Regions from separate parts of the Homo sapiens genome. Here region 2 is linked to region 1. Evidence: chromatin loops called from intact Hi-C (ENCODE). Cell type or tissue: mammary epithelial cell. All regions are shown on one strand. Links, peaks and the distances in the headings refer to the core of each region. The heading gives the core; the rest is flanking DNA.

Region 1 (10,783 bases), core at 1,414-9,413:
CACCTCCTTTCCAGGCCTGCCACTCACCCTGCGCACACACTTTGCTGCCCCTCCACACGCTTGCCCTAGCCGGGCCCTTACCTGGAGATGCCATTGCTTCTTATCTGCCTCCTTTCAAGGCCCAGCTCAGATCCCATGGCCCTGGAGAGACGGTTCTGGGCTCCTCAGTTGGTGGAGTCTCTCCTCCCTGCAACTGCCTGGAACTCAGTGTTCTTTTCTTCCTCCACTTTATGTGAGAGTGTGCAAAGGGGCTCTTCCATTTTTGATAGTGAACTCTTAAAGGGCAGGGACTTTCTTACTCCCAGGCTCAGGAGGGACCTAGCTCAGTGTCTCCCCTACAATCCAGCCATCGACGGGGGATCATACATATCTACCACCTGCTGAGTTATCAGCCAGCTTTGTTAAGCACCTGCTGTGTGCAGACACTGTGCTTCCTGCCAGGCTGGGAAGGAAAGGGAAGAGGCCCCTAGGACTGTAAGACCCAGCTCCTCCAGGAGCTTCACCAGAGCACACCCAAGAGCACACCCATCCACCCTCCAGGAGCTTCACCAGAACCACCAGGAGCACACCCATCAGGGACAAGTGTGCTAAGTGCTAAGTGAGAGGTACAGCCAGCCAGGGCAGGGGTGCTGAGGACAGAAGCTCCTGCGGTGGCCAGTGTGGACAGAATGAGCAGATGACTGAGTCAGCTGAGAGGGGTGTTACAAAGCAGAGATGGAGGAGCTGGCCCTGCATGTAGGCAGTCCCCACCCTGGGCTCAAGCTCCTTTCCTCGGTAGAATCTTCCAGTGAGCTCAAGCCTGGGCCATGCTCGCTTCTCAGGTAGGGGAGGACAAGTGGGATGGCGATGGAAGGAAGAGGGTAGAGAGGGCACCTCCCAACTCGGAGGGGCTGGGAGTCTGGCAGCCAGTGGCTGGGGGTGGGGGATGTCCTGGCCAGGGAGGCACCCCTGGATGTGCCTATCACCAGAGAGGTTCCTTCTCAAATGCCCCTTCTCTATACCTCCTCAAGGGCCAGAGTCCTTGGTTAGTCGCCAAGAAGTGAAGCCAGCAAGCCCAGAGCCCTGGGGAAAGCGCCTTGCCTTGGAGGAGGAAAGAGGTGGAGAAGCTGCCCCTGGACAGAGGGTCGCCAGCCGAATCCTTCCAGGGGGTACCTGGTTTGAGGGGATGATCAAAGTGTATTGTGACCTCAGGAGTGCAAGGATGGGCCTCTGTCCTCTCCAAGGGCTAGAGCTCAGCCAGGAAAGCCAAGGCCCCCACATCCGCACACCTCCAGCTCTCGTGGCCTGCTGAGGTGTCTGCTGCAGCCCCAGCCAGGACCCTCTGCTGTTGCTGCAATTTTGAGGGCTCTCGGACTCCTCTTGCTCATGAAGAATTGTGGTTCTGTGAGCAACCTCTCTGCAGAAGGGGCTGTCAGTACCATCCTGATCTGACTGGGAAAGCCTCCTCCCGAGGCAGGCCAGGCAGCTGTCACCTCTCCCACCTCTTCTCAACAGAGTTCCTTCAATTTCCTTTGGTGCTGCCACCATCAACCCTGTTACTTCCTGGGCTCTTTCCAGTGTCATAAGCAGACGAATGTACCAAGCTGGAAAAGCAAGGAGCGTTTGTCTTAGAAAGGACGGAACCGCAACATAATGGAGGAGAGAAGCCCAGGAGTAATACTGGGTGGCCATGCCGGGTGCCTGGGCTGGTCCTCAGAACCAGGAGCCTCACACATCTAGTCCGGTGCCCAGAGGTGCCCCAGCCAGTACTAAACTGACACAGACGGAGGCAGCAGTCTATGTAGTTTCAGGAGGGTCTGAAGTAAGCCCTCTTAGCAAAATTGTTGAAGGGACAGTGGCTGGAAATTAACCACCTTACATCTCCCTTTGTCATGACACTCAAACCACCTTGCTGCTTGCTTCTTCAGTGAATAGAATGACCATATTTTCTTGTTCTATCCAGGACACTTTGCAATTAAGAAGGGCCCTGGTAGTCAGTAGGCTGTGACAGCAGATGTCAACCTGGCAAACCAGCAGGTGGTCACAGTGACAATGACCCAATACCCACGTCATCCTCCAGCCCTTCCAAGCCAAGCTCTGGCAACAGCTCAACCCCTCCTGGTGCCTTGTAGCTGCAGCCATTCACCAATGGCCTCAGGTGTCCACAGGGCCAGGTGGACATTGTGTGGAGAACAAAGTGAACACGCCCCTGTTCTCACCTCCATGCACCTGGGCGAGTGGGATATGATCAGAACACAAATGACAACTCTCACCGAAGGCAGGACAGACAGGCCAGCGGAAGGCAGAAATGAAGGGCAGGGGACATTCAAAGGATAGAAAGATCTTGAATAAACAAACATTTGGAGGGAATTTTTCCCCGACACTATTTTAAGATGGAGAGGCTGGGTCGCCAGGGTTACCAGGCCATTCTGGTGATTTGACTTTAAATGCTGGGATTCTGACTTTAAATTCATAACAACATCTTTCCTCGGCCCTGGTGGGTTAAAGAAAATGCTTTAGAGCAAATTTAGTGTTTTCTCCCATTCACAGTATCTGGCCCACAAGGCTTGTGGGTTAAAGCACACTCCTGATCTTCATTTGATAACCTCATCTCTCTCCTCTCTTTTGGTGCTTATTGTAAAGTAGGAACAGCAGCCTCATTACATGGGGAGGAGCAGTATGTCCAGGGCTGCAAACAAATTGCGCAGGTCCATTGCGGCCCCGTTGGGGTCAAGGGCACATGTGCATGACTGGATGCAGCAAAAGTCACAGCTAATGCACCCCGATGGTGATCCAGATGTGATGTGAGGCTCAGTGGGTACTTAGAGATTTTTCACAGCCAAGTTAACCAGTCACCCAACCCTCCTGCCCTTCCCAGGGCATGGCAGAAATAAAAGGCATCCCTATTTAAAATGACACACGTGTGAGTGGGTTTGAGGATTCCAGATGACTCACAGGATCCTGTACATTTGTATATAGTCAAATGGTCTTCATCTCCTGCCAGCAAACCACCCCGCTCTAAACCTACAACAGTCGAGGAAGACAAACCCATCACGACCACCTTCTAAGAAGACACAGCCAAGTCCCAGGGCTCACTGTAAGATCACAAATGCAGTGAAACTGCTTGCTAAGAGACATTTTTCTTGCACTCCACTCATTCCAAAGACAAAGCAATTTATTGCAAAGTCTGCCAAAATAAACGTGCCTGCAGCTCCCCCAGCCAGTGGGAAAGCACTTGGGCTGGGATGGGAGTAAGGAGATCGGGTGCTTGCTCCGGCCACAGCGTGCTAGCAGAGTGACCGTAGGCAAGTGCCGCCCATGCTCTGAGCCTCCAGTCCCTCATGTGTGACCTGGGGCAGGCACTGCCTACCTCCCAGGTGATATGAGGGCTATCTCTGTGGAAGCACTTGGAACACAGTAAAGAGCCATGCAAAGGCTAGACAATGCGATTGCTAGTGTTTGCTGTTCAGAAAAACAAAAAACAAAAAATAACCTTGCTTTTCATAGACAAACCTCAATTACATGGAATCACTTAAGAATGGTTCGTTAAAATTTCTGGTGAAATTAGGTTCAAAGAGGACCTCCTTGGAGGCATGAAGAAGGCCTGACTGATAAACACTGTGGACACTGAGTAATGAAGATGTGGAAATGGTGGCCAGCTTGGGGAAAGACATGAGGATAGATCTAGGAAGTTGCTTTTTCAAACTAAAGTCCATAAATGTTCATAAGAGATTTTTTTCCCTTTCTCCTAGAAAAGTCAGCAACTTAAATTATTTTTGCTTTAAAATTCCAGTTCCCCATATTGCTCGTTAAATGAGGTTTTTCTCTTCAGAGGGCTCCAGCCTGCAATGTTTCCTCCATCCTGGTCCTGCCCCCACCTCCCTCCTTCTATCTCCTGCCCCCCTGTGCCCTTGGAGACACGCTGGGCAGACTCCCCATGTGATCAATCTGACGTCTTAAGTTTAAACGTCATTACCTCAGTATATCAGCAGAAAAAGTTCTATTTCATTGTGTCTTGTGGCAAACTTCAGTTCGGTTAATGGAGGGTTTCGTATACTTTTAAAAGTAAGTCAGGCTGGGTGCAGTGGCTCACCCCTGTAATCCCCAGCACTTTGGGAGGCCAAGATGGGAGGATCACTTCAGGTCAGGAGTTCGAAACCAGCCTGGCCAACATGGTGAAACCCCGTCTCTACTAAAAGTACAAAAAATTAGCCAAGTGTGGTGGCGGGCGCCTGGAGTCCCAGCTACTCAGGAGGCTGAGGCAGAAGAATTGCTTGAACACAGGAGGCGGAGGTTGCAGTGAGCCAAGATTGCACCACTGCACTGTAGTCTGGGCAACAGAGCGAGACTCTGTCTTAAAAAAAAAAAAAAAAAAAAAAAATATATATATATATATATATATATATATATATATATATATATATATGAAAGTAAGGCAGAACCTAATTTTCAGAATTGCATAACGACGGTCACAGCTGACCGACTGGTTCCACATATTAGGCACTAGGAAAAAAAGATTTTCCAGAGTAATCCCTAGATGATGAAAGCACGAACTCATTACTTTTTTTCTTGCAGTAGTTATTTTTGTTAAGGACCTGTCCATACTGCAGGCAGTGGGTATTTTGTATGGAAGAAGAAAACATTTATCTGCATACAGTATGCTGGTTTTTTTAATCATTTCTGTTTCAATGTAAAGGCAAGGTGCCTTCATTTTGCTAACTGTTGTACATTTCCTATGACTTTTAAAATGTTGTTTCCCCTGAACTCTCCTTCAGGACAGAAGCGCCCCCAGTGAGGCCATCTGGTGCTAAGCCCCCAACGTGAGGCCTTCCCGGCTCCTCACCTAAGGTTTCCCAACCACACACATGCCCAACATGACCCCTGCCAGAGCCCCCTGTCCACCCTCGTGCCTCTTACCAAAAAGAAGTCATTTCCCAAAACCCAGGGCCTTTCCCGGGCTGACAGGTCAGTCACCGTCTCTGTGTGTGCCATGTTCACATCCTTAGGGAGCCCCTGGCTCACATCTCCTCGTGGTACCAAGCAGATGGTAGGAGAGCTTCAGAGTCTTCTACCTTCTTGCTGCTCTTTGGCACGTTACCATATGGCCTCCAAAGCTCCAGAGCAAACTCTGACCCTTCACAGAATCTGACCCCAGCCCTTCAGCTCTGATGGTTCCTTTGGCCATAGCTCTCCCTAACACAGTCCCATTTCCTTTTGGTGTCCTCTGACGATTCCTCACCCCTTTCTCTTGCATCGCCCCCTTGTTAACTGTTTTCTTTATTTTTCAATACTCTCTTATCGGCTCCTCACCCCCAGACCCCTTGGCTCCCTCCCCTGTTCCTGTCTCCATCTCTTTTCGTCTCCATTCCGATGCCCCTGACCATTCCCTCTGCCCCCAAGGCCTCCAGACACTTCTTTCAGCACAGCCCACTGATCACTACCACAGCTCACCTCTGCAAAACGACACCCAGGGAGAAAACATCAACAATATTGTCAACCTTGTGACAGTTTTGTTTTCCTGTCAAACACTCCTGGTGCCTTTCATTTAAATAGATTCTTTGACAGATATATCTTAGTAGGTTCCCTTTCAGGGGAAAAAAAATGTACATTTTTAAAATTTTTAGTTTTAGTTTATGTTCTAAGTCTCATAAAACACTGCTATTAGGTCCTACGGGTAAAGAAATGTTTTGGGTTTTTTTGTTTTTTGGCTTCATGGTCATAAGCAAAGTGTCTAGGGTTTCCTGTTGGTGTCAGGTCCGACATGTCACAGCAAACTCCTCAGCACAGGCCTGTGACACACTCAGCTCAGGAGAGGGCAGCAGCCAACTACAATGCAAAGGGATGGATTCCGCTTCCTGGTCTTTAAAACCAAAAGGGAAGACCAGGTGTCCTACTTTGTGCTTCTATAATTCAGTAACTTTTCTGTTGATTTCAGTAAGTCAAACACACTTTTCTTTAGGCCTACTGGATTTTGTTGATTTAAAGAGATGTTCTGGCTCAGGCTTGAGTTGATACCCACCCTTTCCCCACCAAACCCGGGCGGAAAGTTACAGTGAACAAAGAAGGGCTACAGTTCCCCATGCTGAGAAGACGAGCAAGTGCTTCCAGAAATGCTCTTTCCTTTCAGAGAGGGAATCCATTTGGCTTCCCTTCAGTGCATGGCTTGGTGGAATCTGGGATTAGATCCCCAACAAGCGATGAGACATCCAGAGAAACGGAGTGCCTGGTATTTATGGCAGAATATAGAATAACTCGTCTTTTTCTTAACCAATTCTTTAGTTTATGGTTTAGCCAAAAGTAAGCAAGCCAGTTCCATGGCCATCCAAGACCCTGAGAGAAGATCCCCCACCAATATTTCCCATGAATGATCAGGGGTCTACAGAGTTTCCATCACCGAAGCCATTTGAGTTCAGTGTACACGCTCTGGAATGATCAATGTAAAAATGTCAATCTCTAAGTGGTTCTGTTGCCAAAAGAGTTTATAGATTGTGTTGAAGAGAAAATCAGCACCTGTGTTTTCTGTGGTGTTACTGCAGGGTTCATATAGAATGGAGTGATGTCTCTGGGAATATGGTTGTGCAGGGACCATGTTAAAACAGGTGTCACATGAGCTGTCACCCAGCAGGGGTAGAGACAGAACAGAGCAATGTCCTACTATATTAATTGGCAAGAAAATACGCTGTTAACTGGCACACAAACTCACAGGAACTGGCCGCTCCTATATCGAGACACAGCCTCCAGTCTTCCTATCAAAATATTAACTTAATATCAACCAAAGATGTCCCTCCCCACTTTGAGAGGAGCCCTCAAGGAAGTCTGATTTCTCCAGCTGTTTTCTGAAATAGCCACTTGTGTGGGTGTCCTTCTGGGTCCTGAGGCACTCACATAGGGTTCTTCAAATATGCGTGGTGTTGATTGTCAGTGCCCATAGCCCCCAGCCTGTCCACACCAGGCTGCTGACCATAGTATGAGGGAGAAGTCTTCTGCAGAACCTGGCGACCCCAGAGCGGCATTCCACTGGGTGGTAGTAATCCCAGAGCATAGTGGTCTCTGTGGGCCTCCCATGGCCCTGGCCACACATGCAGCCTCTTGGTGCTGACCAAAGGGACCCCTCCTGTGCAGAATACCTGTGCCTTCAACCACAGTTTTTCTCCAATAATCCATAACTACTTTAGTCTGTTACACCAGACTCCACCAAGCACAAAATCATCCCGTGGCCTCTTTGGTTGATAATCTAAAAAGGGGGCTCCACGGAATTTTAATTAGTCTATAATTTTGAGAGCTTTCTTTATAAGAAAGAGTATAGAATCTCATATCATATTTCAGCAATTTAGTAAAAATAGCATTTTGCTGGGAAAAGAATACTAAGGGGAGGTGCCTGGTTCCCTTGTTCTTAATACTTCCTTTCTGCCCAACTGAACACTGCAAACTTCCACGGCAGCCCAGGATGATCTTGCCTGTTTATTAAAGCAATTGGATTTTATACATTTGATACTTTAGCTCTTTTGTTTAAACTTTTTTTCTTGTTATTTGGTGTACAATATTTAAATGTACAGTATTTTATCTCCATAATTAGCTTAATTATAGAACAGAGTTTCTCTTCCTTCTCATAGTCTTCAGATAATTCAGAAATGTTTAAATCTTCGCACCCACTTTATATATGTTGTGCTGTTTCTAACTTCATATATGTAAATACTTTTTGACATACTTTGGTGTTTCAAGTTCTGTCTCTACTTTTATTGTGATCATTATCACCATGATTCTGTTATCATTCTTAATGTTGGATTTTTTTTCTGGTGCACTCTATTTTTTTAATCACCTTGGATATTTTGAAAGTATGTTAGCTATTTGTGTACGTAGACATAGGAAAGTGCTGTGCTTAAATTAAGCTGTAAGCTCTCTGATAGACAGATATTGACCTTAAAATTTGGTCCTCTTAAATGCTATCTATATGGTTTTCTTCCAATTAACAGGTGCTATTTCAACAAAACTTGTTTCTCTGCTGAACTACTCTGTCCTTTCCGCTTCTGACTTTAATTTTTAATTGCCTGTGATTCGGTTTGCCAATGCCTGAATATACCACATCAAAGATAGATATTTCCCTTGACAGTGGCATCTTCTCTCCATTTTGCTAACTTCCAGGCTGAGAGTGAATAGCAAGAAAAACAGCCCAAGTGGCCAGGGTTTGCTCAGAACCTACTGAGCAGACAGCTTCACAAACGGCTCCTCAAGTGTTTTGGCAGTGGGGGACAGACTATCCAGCTAGCCCATAGCCATATCTGTTTAAAACTTCTTGCTTCCTACTTCTCCACCTCCAGGTAGACTTCAACCTGGAATTCTAGAAATATGTGTTGACCCAGGCCCTGCTCACCAGTGAGGCAGCACACACAGAGACAGGCAGTGTGGTCTCAGTTCAGAAGAGACCTTTCTCCCTAACCTGAACACATCCATCCTGGGCAGTGTGACACCAGGGTGAGGTCCCTGCATGGGGAGACAGAAGACCTAGGTTCTGGTTCCAGTTCTGTCACTGGTGCAATGACAGGCTTTCTGGGCCTTGGTCCTATAAAATACAGGGCTAGACTTTGAATGCAACACAAGTATTCTGTATGGAAAGACTTAGCTGAACAAAACAGCCTATTCTTTGAAATGTAGCTTTGCTACTGTCCAGATGTGGAGGATTTTAGCAAATGAACACAACTGTTCTTTTAAGTAAGAGGTCCTACCCGCTGGGAACCACAGGGGCCAATGACTTGAACCACAGTAATGTAATAGGTATCCTAAAGATCAAAGGTGAACCCAAAAGAGTGATGTGGGAAGACCAATTACTAATTGCACTAAATAAAGGCTCTTTCGAAAAAGCCATCAAATGAAAAAAATGAAGCAGGAACTGGCTAAATTAGCAAAACGGTTAGACAACAGTTAGCCTGACACACTTCAACTTATAAGGAAAAAAAATGGACAGATAATTTTTTGCTGAAATTGTAGTCCTTGCTATTTGTGTTGTTCTAGAGTTTTATATGCCATTTCATACTTCTTCTCTATGATGTAAATACTTTTCATTGTAAAAAATGTAAATATTAACTATATTTTTTGTTTCTGTCTTTTCTAAAATGGAAGTTGATCCAAGTAATAAATTACAAATCATCTATATCTTGTTCTTTTTTTTTCTTTTTTTAGAAATTATATACCTTTACTGTCCTTCAGAAGGGAAAGAGTTTCATGATTAAAGAGAAACTTCATTCCTAACTAATGGAAGTAAGATGGTGCCATATAAGAGGAAAAGATGAAGGGTCAGGAGAGTGGGTTTTGCTCTGACTTTTTCATTAACAGATGTGGGGCCCTGACTAAGTCAGTTAACCTCTTGGAGCTTCATCTAAAACTGAAAACAGCTGCCAACATTGTTTTAAAACTCAATAAGGTAATAGATGCAACATGCTTTGAAAGTAAAAAGGTGTACTCAAAGGCATGGAATTACTAAGCCTTAATTGTCATTGTGTTCATTGGTTGAGGGATGAAAATTTTATATATAGGAAATTTGTTTAATTATTGTATTTTGCTTGAATTCTATTTTGGGACAAAACCAAATGGAAATTGAATGTCAAGTTAACTTCTACTGGTACTTCTAAAGGCCCATAATTAATAATCATAATGATCTTATGACCTTTAAGAGCACTGGGGAAGAAATAAGTTTCAATAATTTTTAACAAAATTCTTAAGTCTGAATGTTCTTGGTTTGACCAAAATTTCTTCATCAGTGCCTAACAAACATTCCATGATGAAGCCTTTTCCGGAGGCAGAAATGTAATCAAATGATGTGGAATTGGCAATCCATCCAAAGGGGGAAGGAATCCCAAGGAATGTCCCAGGCAAACTCTACTTTGGATCCAAGGAACTCACATATACAAATACATCAAACTGAGGAGTGCCTTCTTTTCCTTTGTAAATGACCAAACTGAACCAATTCAACTCAAAGGAAAGCCACAATGACTAGCAGCTTACTTCACACTTCAACAGACCAAAAGGCTTGACCGTGGATTCTTGCCATGTCAGAGTAGAAAGAAGCCTTAAAGATCATCTGCACCCCTCGCATCTTACAGATGAAAGACTGGGAATTTATGTGACTCATCCAGGGTCATTCAAAATCATGGGCCCTCCAGCTCATGAGAAAAACAGCTAGGGATAAAGAGACAATATAGTCCTTCTCAGCAGATGTGGTTCCACCTGCTCCACCTGCAGCTCAGGATGAGGGACATGGAAGGCAGGTGGAGGGGAACTTGTGCTTTCATCTCTCAGCCACTTACAGGCCCTCCATCTTCCCCTGAGACCATCAGAAATACAGGCATTGCACTGTACAGTTTGGGGATCTTGGCTGTGGATGAGGACAATTGTGTCATAAAAGTAAAAGCTTCCATCTCTCCTCCTTTTCTGAGAAGCAGGATGGGACTGAGAAGTCCCTGAAGAAGTGGGTTCCAGGTCTGAGTCTTCCATTAAGCATGATCATGAGCCCTTCCTTCTGTGAAATGCTAGCACTGAGCATTTAAAAGCACCTTCTCCACTTTCTCTTTCCTGGCTTTTCCTGTCTCACTGCCAGCCCTGAACTTCTATCAGATCCTTGATGCAGGACTGGTAAAACAGGAAGTTATCTTAGATACACAGTCCTGTGATTTCCAATTAATTAACCTGACAATTCAGAAAATGGCATTAGAAAGAACTTCAGCTGTGTTTTGTTTTAAATGACTGATGTTTAAAAGCTCTAGTTTAAAAGTCTCCAGAAAATTGATCTGGGTAACCAAATCTTGGAAAG
Region 2 (10,783 bases), core at 1,107-9,106, 84 kb after region 1:
CTTTTAGTATTAATAGAAAGTTCTAATTTTTAATGAGGGCCATCCATGGTGCCTAGAGATAAAGTAGCCATGGTCATTCAAGAGTGATTCGTCCCCTTGTCCTCCAGAAAATAATCAAAGGCTTGAGATCAACCCCATGGGCCTATATCTACCCAATCAGAACAGTGAGTTATCACAGAGCCACAGCTCTATGAATGCTTTACTTGGATATTTTTTTCCAGAAGGAACATGTTTCTCACACAGCAATCTTAATAAATGCAAGTGGGCTCCATTTCTTGGCTTTGAGGTAATGAAAAATTAATTACCATACTTTACAAGTAATAGATTCCACTCACAGCACTCCTTTAGAAGTAAATATATCATAAATAGTTACTATTATACCAATGGTTGGTGGATTGGGCAGCCTGTCGTCCATAAATCTTTTTTCAACAGACATGTTATTTCTTCTGGGGGAACAAACAGATTTGTTTTAGATCAGAGAGTCAACTGACAGATGGCCTTTGTAAAAACACACCATTTGTATAAATAAATTATAGTTTCACTATGGTATTCTGCATTTGTGGATTTGGAAAATCAATGCCCCCATTCTCCAGACTGGGCCTAAACTGTAAAGAGCAATTTTGTTTAGGTGTGAGGTCACATTGCACAGATCTGCCAACACAGATGCTAAAGTCCAAACTCTCTGGATACTTGCTGCCACTTCTCATCACAATTGTCACAAAGAACTCTGCCTGGAGGTAACAGGATGATCTCCCAGAAAGCTCCGTAACCGATCAGAGCAAGTTACCAACTGGCACACTCCCCTTAGCTCTGGGCTCTGTTTCCATTAAACGTAATGATACCACGTGCCTTATTTTCCTAACCACAACTTTGCATAATTGGGACTGACAGTGTATTTGTCTTAAAAAGCTGAAACACTTCATTTTCTTTTACAATATAGTTCATCAGTTAAACGCTAAACATTCGGTAGATTTCTTTAAAATCCAAACCAGCCCTAACTCTGAGCACACTGGAATCTCAGTCATTACTCATCTTACAAGGTATACACATGTAACATATGCATCAAATATTTGATTCATATATAAATGTACATATCTAAATATGCATCTATACACACACATACCTACTCATGCAAATCCCCTTTCCCAGAACCAAAGGGTCAAGACTTAGTATCAAAAAAGACATAGTTTGTCACTGTTTTTAAGAACCAGGACTAGTAAAATGTTTCTTTTGCTAGGAGACCAAGACATTCATTTTAGCCAGAAATTATAAGCATAGTCTTTGTTGGCCTAATGATTGCCTGCGTGTCCTTTTTTTTTTAAGGATATTATTCCCCCTCCACACATGATTAAGATCCTAAAGTCATCAGTCGTGATCAAGGAAATAAAAGTTTAACACCAATCATGTTCACTATTCAAAATATAAAAACAGGAAAGACTTTGTAAGTTTCCAGCTTAAACAAAAATTTATGTGTCAAATTGTCCAGTATTTTCCTAGCTACAACGTACTTTTGGACGCTGTGTTTATTCTTTCACAGGGTGGGATACTGTTAGCCTGGTGCTTTGTCTGCATTCATAACCTCAAGCTCCCACATTGTTATTTAGAGTTATACCAGTTGGTGTCTTGATAAAATTAATACAGTGTCTAGAGTTCCTAACTTACATCCAAAGAAGTGCATAAACCAATGATTTCCATCTGTTTCTATGACACTCCCAGGGAATCTCAGGTTACTTCAAAGGAGATCAGAAATTCCCAAATAAAATTAATTTAGATCTACAAATCTTACGCATATACTTACATATGCCAGATATAAATATATACCTACATGCACATAGGTAAATTCTGGAAGATGCAAAGTCAGGAAATTACTAAGGTAATTGCATATTAAGATCCTAGGAGGGTAAAATGATCACAAATTATAATATGTATCGTAAACTGATTAGAACTAATCATGAAAAATAAAAGTCCACTCAGTTTACACAAAATCACAAATTTGGATCAAGAAAAAGGGTTTGGGGGGTAAATCAATGAAGCTATTTTTGAAGTAGATGATTTTGTGGATGAATTACTAGCAACCCAATAGGATACAAATCTGGTTGGATGACTGATTCATTTGATTCTTTTTTTTTTTTCATCTCTAAATTATGCTACATGCCTCTCTCTAAATGGAGAAGTGCTTCATCCTGCATCTCAATAAAATTATTAAAGACATGTTTGCTGTAATGGAGTCAACTCACAATCAATACCTGTATTCATAATATTATGCACACATACAGGTCAAGGGTTAAGAAAATGTTTTCAGTGCAACTGTAATCAACCAACCCTCCTGTAATTAGGCTGTTTGCTGACTCCTTAGGGACATTTATTGGGAGGGGCCCAAGGGCCCCTCTTAGACTCAGATCATGTGACTGAGTGCAAAATTCCTTTGCTTAAAACAAATGCACTTCTCCACCTTCAGATTAAGGCAGTGATTAAGAGCATGGATCTGCCACTTCCTAACTCTATAACTGTGGGAAAGTTTCTCATCCACTCCCTGCCTCAGTCTGTAAAAAGGAGAAAATAGTGCTTGCCCCATACAAGTGTTGAAAGGATTAAATAAGTTAGGATAAAGTGCTTAGTACAGTGCACATAGTAAACATTCAATAAGTGTAAGCTCTTATCATTCTTTATTATTCAACTTGTCAGAGGTTCCCCGAGCTAGAGACCACTGCGGAACTCTAGATTACTTATCAACTTATGATCATGTTGACTTTTTAAAATGTATTTTAATTTTATATAATATTATATGATACTATCTCAGTGTTAAATTTTTATGTGTTAAATGTTCGGTATTAAACACACATAATTCAACTAGATCTGCATATTAAGTGGCATATTTGTCCCCTATACATCCTGAAAAGTTTGGAATTGGCGGAAACTGCATTGACTGGGTATCTGGACATGCATTGGAGGATCTCCCACTAATGTCCTGCGAGGCCATGGCTGAGTCATTTCACCCTTCCAAATACCAGATTTCTTCCTATAGCAAAGGTTTCCACTAGGTGAACTCTAAGAACCCTTTTATCCTAAGAATCAGAGTATTTTGAAGCTGACCTCTTCCTTGATTTTCTGAGTTGTGACAGCATCATCTGTCTGAAGAAACCAACCAGTATGAAATGGGAGAATCCTAACCAGTAAATTTACTAGATCCAGCCTCTCTCAGGATAGCACATAACAAAATGCTAGAATGAACTGTTATATAAAATTCACATAAAAATGACCACATATGCCACTTTTATTGGGAAATTACAAGGAGAATGTGAATCTAATATCTACTGATGAATTATTCAACTATATTTCAGTCAGCCTGGCTGACTGGATGACAGAGTATGAGTATTTTTCAAGCACTCATAGAAAACTCCTGAACTCTCTTGAATGTTGGCTTGATGGTTATTTCTGGTGAAGAATGGACACCTGAAGGTATAAGAAGAGAGACCCTTTCTTTAGGAATGGGAAAGGACATCATTATGGGATGCCCCAGGGGATCATTTGAAACCCTTTAAATATACATCTTGGGGAAAGAAGACTTTATCCTGACTGGATATCTGACCTGGAAAATACCTTCCAAGACAAAGAACAGTGAGGTCATACACAGAGGGCGTGAAAGGCTTAGGAAAAGAGTAAAGGAAGCCCCAAGAAACAGAGACTGTTGAGTCCAGGGGAGTTTGAGAAGCCATAGGAGACTGAAATAGAGGCTTATGCATATGTTGATGATATATGCGTGATTTGGAGGAAGTCAGAGAGAAACATGGCTGATTTCTCAGCAAATACACTTTAAAATGCACATGTTCTAAACCTAACCCGCTATCTATAAACGCCAGCAATAGCCATGATTAACTAACTAGTAGAGACGCAGAGGGTGGTAGGCATGAGTTCTTCCCACTCAGGCACTGGGAGGCTTTCAGTCACTCCAAAGTCCCCACTGCCTAAATAGTTACAAGTTTGTAGTAGCAAATATACACAATATTACCAAATGTAACAGCTTTAAAAATCAGCCATTTGGCCAAGGCTGGAGAATTCTGTTTGCACCGGTTTCTCTTTTTGGAAGGGATCAAAATGTTGCCTCTCACAGTCCTTTGACTGTAGGAGAAATCAGAGGAAACCTGGATGGTCCACAGCAAGTTAGTATTTCCCACTGAAATAAACACATTCTTTTGACTCCCCTCCAGCCATGGAGCCCTGGCCAACAACTCACAATACAAAGCCGAGACTGGCTTCCACTAGGAACACAGCAACTGCTAATCCCCATTATCACACCCGACAGTGTCCACCACACCCCCATAAAGATGCATTTTCTAGTAACTAATAAAAACTGGTCCTGAAGACAATAGCCTCGCGCTCATCTAAATACCCGTTGGGATATTGCAAATTAACACCTTGTAAAGCAACCCAATTAAAAATTATGCCCATACACACAGTCTCACCCACCAAAACATACATCTGCCTCTCCAAATATTATGCAACGCTGGATTCTAAATCGGTCTTAATTTCTAAAAAGCCTACAGGCACGGATATAAATTCTCAGCTCTCGTGGCTGTGGCCGCCCTATGCACTCTTCCCAGTGGTGGACACAAACGTTAATGTACTTGTTATTATTTAAGGACACAAAAATATAGAAGGTGGCATTTTTCGCTTTCCCCTTCGAAGACTCTCCCCAGAGCTGCCAGATGAACGCCCACGCCACCTTCTCCCACCAAAGGTGGATCCAGCTAACAGGAGACTGGATCGCGACCATAGCGCGTTTGTGCCCAGTTCTGGGGAAAGCCTCATGTTAGCGAGTGGCCCTCGGCTCGTCTCGCAGATCGGCCAAGTACGCGGAGGCCGCGCGGTTTCACCATTAATACTCCTGAAGGACAATAGCTCATCAAGCCCCACCGAAAGCCCCGGACCCGTCGCGGAGCCTGGGCTGGCGGGGGATGAGGCTGAGCAACTCCTCCTAGAGGTGGTTATGTGGAGAAGGAGCAATCCCTTCTCCCTCCTCCTCCTCCCCCCGCTACTATCCGCGGCCCAGAGAACTGCCGCTTGCCGCCATTGACACGCACAGATAGAACCCAAAGAAAGGCAAAGAGTCCTGCCCGGCACCGGCGCCGCGTGGGCCAAACCTGCGCCCGTGGAGGGGCGCGCAGAGGGCACCGGGCGCCGGGAGCAGGCGGCGCAGCACCAGGTGAGCCCGCCATGGCGATGGCATTATTGTTTAGGGTGCTCCGGGGTCTGGAAACAAAACGCGCCGCCGGGGCAGTGCAGGGGCCGGAGAGAACCACCTCTGCCTCTCCCCCGAGCCCCTGCGGGCGCACCCTCGATAGCCGACCCACCCTCTGCAAAAACAAATTCTTAAATCCAGCTGCCCAACTTGCTTCCTTGGGCGATAAAGGGGGGGCTGCTAAAGAAGTGGTCAAATTCCTGCGGCCAGCGAGGGGCCGGGGGCGTCGAGGGTACTGAGAGGGGAAGGAGGAGGGATGCGAGGTTCAGCAGCGGGCCCCAGGCGAGGCTGGACCCGGAGGAAGCGGAGGTCTCCTGGGAATGCGGAGTTTCGGGCGCAGGAGCGGGAGGACGGAGGCGCCCGGCCGCCGATGGGCACGGGGCGATGGGTGGGGGGCTGCGCAGGGCCCGAGGGAGCCCGGGGAGGGCCGCTCGGGGGCCTCTGAAGGTGCCCGGGCAGGGCGCCGGCGGCTCCAGGCTGACAATGGAGGGGGCGCGGAGCAGCCGGGCGGAGGTTAGGGACCCGAGTCCGGGGGCGGGCCGCGCCGGGGAAGGTCAGGTCGGGGACGCCGGGTGGCGGGGCGAGGGCTGGGGGTTGCTGCGCGGACACCCGGGCGCCGCGGGCGGGCGTGCGCCCCGGGGCCGGCGCGGAAGAGGGCGCGAGGCCGGGCACTCCCCTTCGGTTCCCTTTCCGGGGCGCCCGGTGCCGACGCGCGCTGCGCTTTCACCGGGAAATGGCGGCCCGGCCGTGGCTCGCCTGGGCAGTCTGGCTCCCGCTTTGCGCGGGAAAAAATAATAATAATAAAAATATCGAAAAAGGGAATAAAAGTAAACTGGCTGCGGCGCAGGAAAGGGCTCTGCCGGGCGCCGGACGCCGTGCGTATCGCTCGCGGGGCGCGGCGGTTGGGGACCAGCCCTGCCTCCCCCGGCTCCCAGCCTCCAGCCCCGGCGCACCTCAGCCCCAGCCCGGCCAGCCCCCCGGATCGCCCGTGGGTGTCCTCCCCCGCCTTTCCTTGGGGGGGCGCCCTCAGTTCTTGCCCTCTTTGTTCCTTACAACAATGGCCAAAGGGGCATTGGTTCCCCAAGGGCCAAACGAGCTTCCTCCAGGAGTTTCCCGTCGCGTGCAGTGGACCACCGTGGGCCTGACTGAGGCCTGGTCCTTGCCAGGGTTTTTTGGCAACGGCCCTGGATGAGTGAAGGGATGAAAGGCGCGAGAAGAAATGGGCTGAGAAACCAAAGTGCGGGGCCCTGAGTGTTTGAGGGGACGCGATGGGAACCGTGGCTCCGCTGCCCTGATTTTAAGGGCAGTTACCCTGTCACAGCCACGCTGGAACTGAGGTGTCCTTCCAGCTTCTGTCCACCTCAGAGGAATTCAAAACAAGGGCCCAGTTCTAAGCCCCACAGACCCCAGGATCCCCTAGGGGCCATTAGTCCACCGCGGCAAATGGTTTCCTCACTTTGCTCATTTGTGTTTGTTTTGAAATCCAATTGTCACCTCACTGGGCTGCACAGTTGCTACTGAAACGGTTCAATAGGTGAGAGAAAAAGAAAACATTATTAAGAGCGAGAACGTGTCTTCGTGTGTGTTGTTTTGAACCACAAACTAAGCTACACATAATTCTCAATCCGTTTTAACACACTTTTTATTTTCAAACTAAATGTTAAGAGCTCCAAGATTTGGAAACATACTGGTGATTTTTAGAATTGTTTTAGCCTAAAATTACATATAAATAAATAGAGGCACTGCCCGGCGGAAAAGTTTATCTTGAGTCGCATAATTCACATCTTCATAACCCCTCTTTCCTGTAGCCAAATTTCCTTTTAAAACATGCCCAGTTCTCCTCTTCTCTGGTTTTTCCTATCCTACCACAGTTACACCTCACCTGGATCCATTAATTGTCAGACTTTACACATTATTAGTGGTTTCCTCTATATCAAAACTGCGTAAAAGAATTTACCTCCTTGAATCCGGAGTGTCCCTGTGATTCTGACCCTACTCCCTCACCATTCCATCTTCTGTCTGGTTCCCAGGATTTTTAAAGCGCCTCTGGTCTGCCATTTCCCAGTGGGTGGGACACCCTGCTAGCTATTGTCTGAGACAACCACATCTGTTTTCACTGCCTCCTGCCAGCAGAACAGGAGGTGAGTCCTGTCTTAGGCAACTTTAAATGAAAGGTATCTGTAACTTGTTACCGGGGAGGGATGTGCAAAAATTCAGCCAACTTTCTTAAGAATGTTTTTCAACCTTAAGAAATAACCTCCAAGTTAGATGCAGTCTTGGTAAATGGAAAGTATATTGCACAGAGATTAACAAAGAACTTGTGGTTAGAGATCATTCAACAAACACTTATTGAGCACCAAGTCTTTTGTTGTTTGTTTTGTTGTTGTTTTGAGATGGGGGTCTCGCTATATTGCTCAGACTGGTCTCGAAATCCTGGGTTCAAGGGGTCCTCCCATCTCAGCCTCCTGAGTATACACCAATTCTTAAACACCTCTAGATAGGGAAAGAAATGAAATATAAGGAAGTCATTGGGCCCTTCTCTCATAAAGCTTACAACCCCAAGCCTAGGAGATAAAATATACATGCAGGTAAAACAAGGTAAAAAGTGATTTTGGCAAGCTAGTGGGAAAACAGGTACTTTCATATACTGCTGACTGGTGTGTAAATTGATATAACCAATTGGAAGAGCAGTTTGGCACTATAAAATTAATAATGCACACATTCTGTGACTCACCATTCCATTTCTCAGTATGTCACCCAAAGAAGCAGGCATCCGTGAGCTCAGCATGTATAAGGATGTTCATTGCAATTTTGGTCATTCTGAAGTAGAAAACAGCCTAACAGCCATCAACAGGGAATGGCTAAATAAACTCTGGTGCATCTGTCTTCTGGAATATTAGGCAGCAGTTCAAAAGAATGAAGCAGATCTATACATACTGAGACAGAAAAAGATCACCAAGATGTACTATTAATGAAAAAAGCAAATTGCAGAACAGTACATACTATATGGTACTATTGATATTAAAACGATATAAAATTATACATCTCTATAAGTAAAAATTCATACAAAATGGACAGAAAAAGTATAGAAGATGCCCACTAAGAGAGACAAGAACTAGAGGAATTGTCAAGAAGGGCTTTAGCCATATCATTATTGATACCCATCCATAACCTTGTTACAATATTTGAAGTTCTGTAATTTGTTTTTTTTGTTTGTTTTGTTTTGTTTTGTTGAGATGGAGTATCTCTTGTCCAGGCTGGAGTGCATTGGCACAATCTCAGCTCACTGCAACCTCCATCTCCTAGGCTCAAGTGATCCTCCTGCCTCAGCCTCCCTAGTAGCTGGGACTACAAGCTTGTGCCTCCCAAAGTGCTGGGATTACAGGCGTGTGCCACCATGCCCGGCCAAGTTCTGTAATTTGAATTAATGTATGTCTTGCTTGGATAACTAAATACAAGTAATAATTTTAAAGTGATTGATAATACATAATGATAATACATAATTAATACATAACGATATACACAAAAAATTTACTACAGTAGTTTGTAAAGGGAGAAGAGAGTTTTGGACTTGAAGGGAGGGTGTTGGGCTAGGCTTCATAGAGAACGTGGCAGGATTTGGATGAAGAAGGGTAAGGGAGCGAGGCAGGTGGAAGGAAGCTGGATGCAGATGCTGTGTTCCAGCTAGTCCTCATTCTTCAACATGATTATGAGATTCCCTTGCAAGGCTGAGAGTCCTGGCCTGGCCTACCCTGCCAAGGTTCAGGTTGAAGGATGAACTAAAAGAACCCTCACAATTTTTTTCATTGCCATTTAAGTCTGTGACTACCTTAAATTCTATATATAGAAGAAAGAGAAAAACGAGCCAGTAGAGAAGTATATGAGTTCCAATATAGTATTGGAAGATCATGTTTTTAAAAGGAGTGTAGTGAAATCTTGAAGATAGAATTTTTTTCCCCAATATACACTGGGATGTATATTGGGAATTAGGTTGGAGGGAAAGATAAGTGTTTGGGAGGATAATTCATTTCCCCCAAAAAATCACAAAAGAGACCTTTTGAAACAAAATATTTAAGGCTGGTTTCATTTATTCAAACACTAGTTGAAGGAATATTTATTGAATATCAACTGTGACCTAACACTATGCTAGGTGGCATCTGGGGGTAAAACATGCAATAGCATTTTGGAAGAACAGCCCAGTTGCAGCAGTTGAGGTAAGGGGGCTGGTTCTAGTTTGGTCTCACAGGCCATGGACAAGTCATTCAATGAGCACGTTCCCTTCCAAGCCATTCCTTTCATTGTAGCTACATTTGGGTGGGGGTGGGGAGTGGGAGAATGCTAAATGATTGATCACTCAAGTCCCTTTCAGTCTTAGATTATGATTTTGTGAAATCCTGTGATTTCCAACATTGCAATGACTATGAATTCAGGCAGATGGAATTTGGAGACTACAGGATTAGACCGAGGGGATCTGAAAGTGCCCAGCCTTGGGAAAAACAAAACTATTTGCTGTCATGAGGGTTCTCAGCAGATGATGTGGCTCTCAGGGTTTTCCTAGAGTTAAACTTTCATTATTACCCCTTTACACACATACAACCTCAAGTACCGTACTAATTGTAGCGGTTGGTTTTGAAATAGAGTGGACAAAGAGGCAGAAATATGCCCAAGAAAATGTCAGACTGCATTTCATGAAAATAGTTCTCTATAATGATTTCTTTTGTGGAAATAAATCACAGTAGTTAATGTTTATTAAATGTCTGCTACCTGCCAGGTACTGTTCAAGCACCTTACATGTATTAACCCATTTAATTCTGACAGCAGCCCTATAAGTAGGTACTATTACTACACCCATCACAGGAAAACGAAATGGTGGGGGGATGGTGAAGAACATGCCCCAAAGTCACCACACAAGGGACTCCAGGCCAGGCAGCATGACCCCAAAGCCCTACATCCTTATGCCCACGTGGTAAGAGCAAGGAGCTGGTAGCTTTCCGATGATTCTCAGATGATACTCAGCTTAATGTTTGTGTAGGCAAATTTTTATTTTCAAAACTTATTTGTCTCACTACTTTATCCAACTATGACAAATGAAAGAATATGAGACTGAGCCACAGAACTCTGTACTTTAAGCTGTCTTGTCACAAAGTATTAAATAAGATAAATTTGGTGGTTTCTCTGAAGCCCTTACTGTTCATTTATCCATCTCACCATCCATCATACTTTGCCCGATTTATTTGACTGGCATTGCCAATTTGGACTTGGAATGGAGTAAGTAATTCAAGTCAAAATTCTCATGCTTTGATAGAAATGTGTGTGGAAATATGCATAGACCACCAGTGTACAGACATTTACTCCAACTGATTCTGAGATGTCAGAAGGGTTAGATACACTGACCACATTTATTCACTCAAAGTTACAACACATGATCTGGCCAAAGATTTAGGGGTTGTTTCTGGATATGAAAGGCGGTCCTGATGATAAGAGTTTAGATGCCCAAATTTGGGATATTTCTATGACAACAGGATAAAAGCAGCACAAGATAAA

The links. A loop is a pair of places that touch in the nucleus more often than their neighbours do. Peaks named below come from ENCODE experiments on the same cell type or tissue, not always from the same donor. Only the 100,000 strongest peaks of a DNase experiment are listed, where the experiment ranks them.
Region 2: it touches region 1 in a loop (13-fold over the local background); 6 of 110 quality-filtered maps call a loop at or near these places.

The regions. Positions count from the first base shown.
Region 1 is chr10:69,963,237-69,974,019 of GRCh38, forward strand. It overlaps LOC107984242 (a long non-coding RNA gene), which reads right to left and starts at 1,088. Exons shown (of 4, transcript XR_007062181.1): 1 at 1,002-1,088; 2 at 82-187. In mammary epithelial cell, for the core only: a CTCF peak has its summit at 5,804 (motif pointing right); no DNase peak of the experiment used is centred there.
Region 2 is chr10:70,047,798-70,058,580 of GRCh38, forward strand. It overlaps MACROH2A2 (macroH2A.2 histone), which reads left to right and starts at 5,049. Exons shown (of 9, transcript NM_018649.3): 1 at 5,049-5,203. In mammary epithelial cell, for the core only: CTCF peaks have their summits at 4,974 and 6,259; a DNase peak (open chromatin) is centred at 5,024; H3K4me3 peaks cover 2,579 bases; H3K27ac peaks cover 1,073 bases.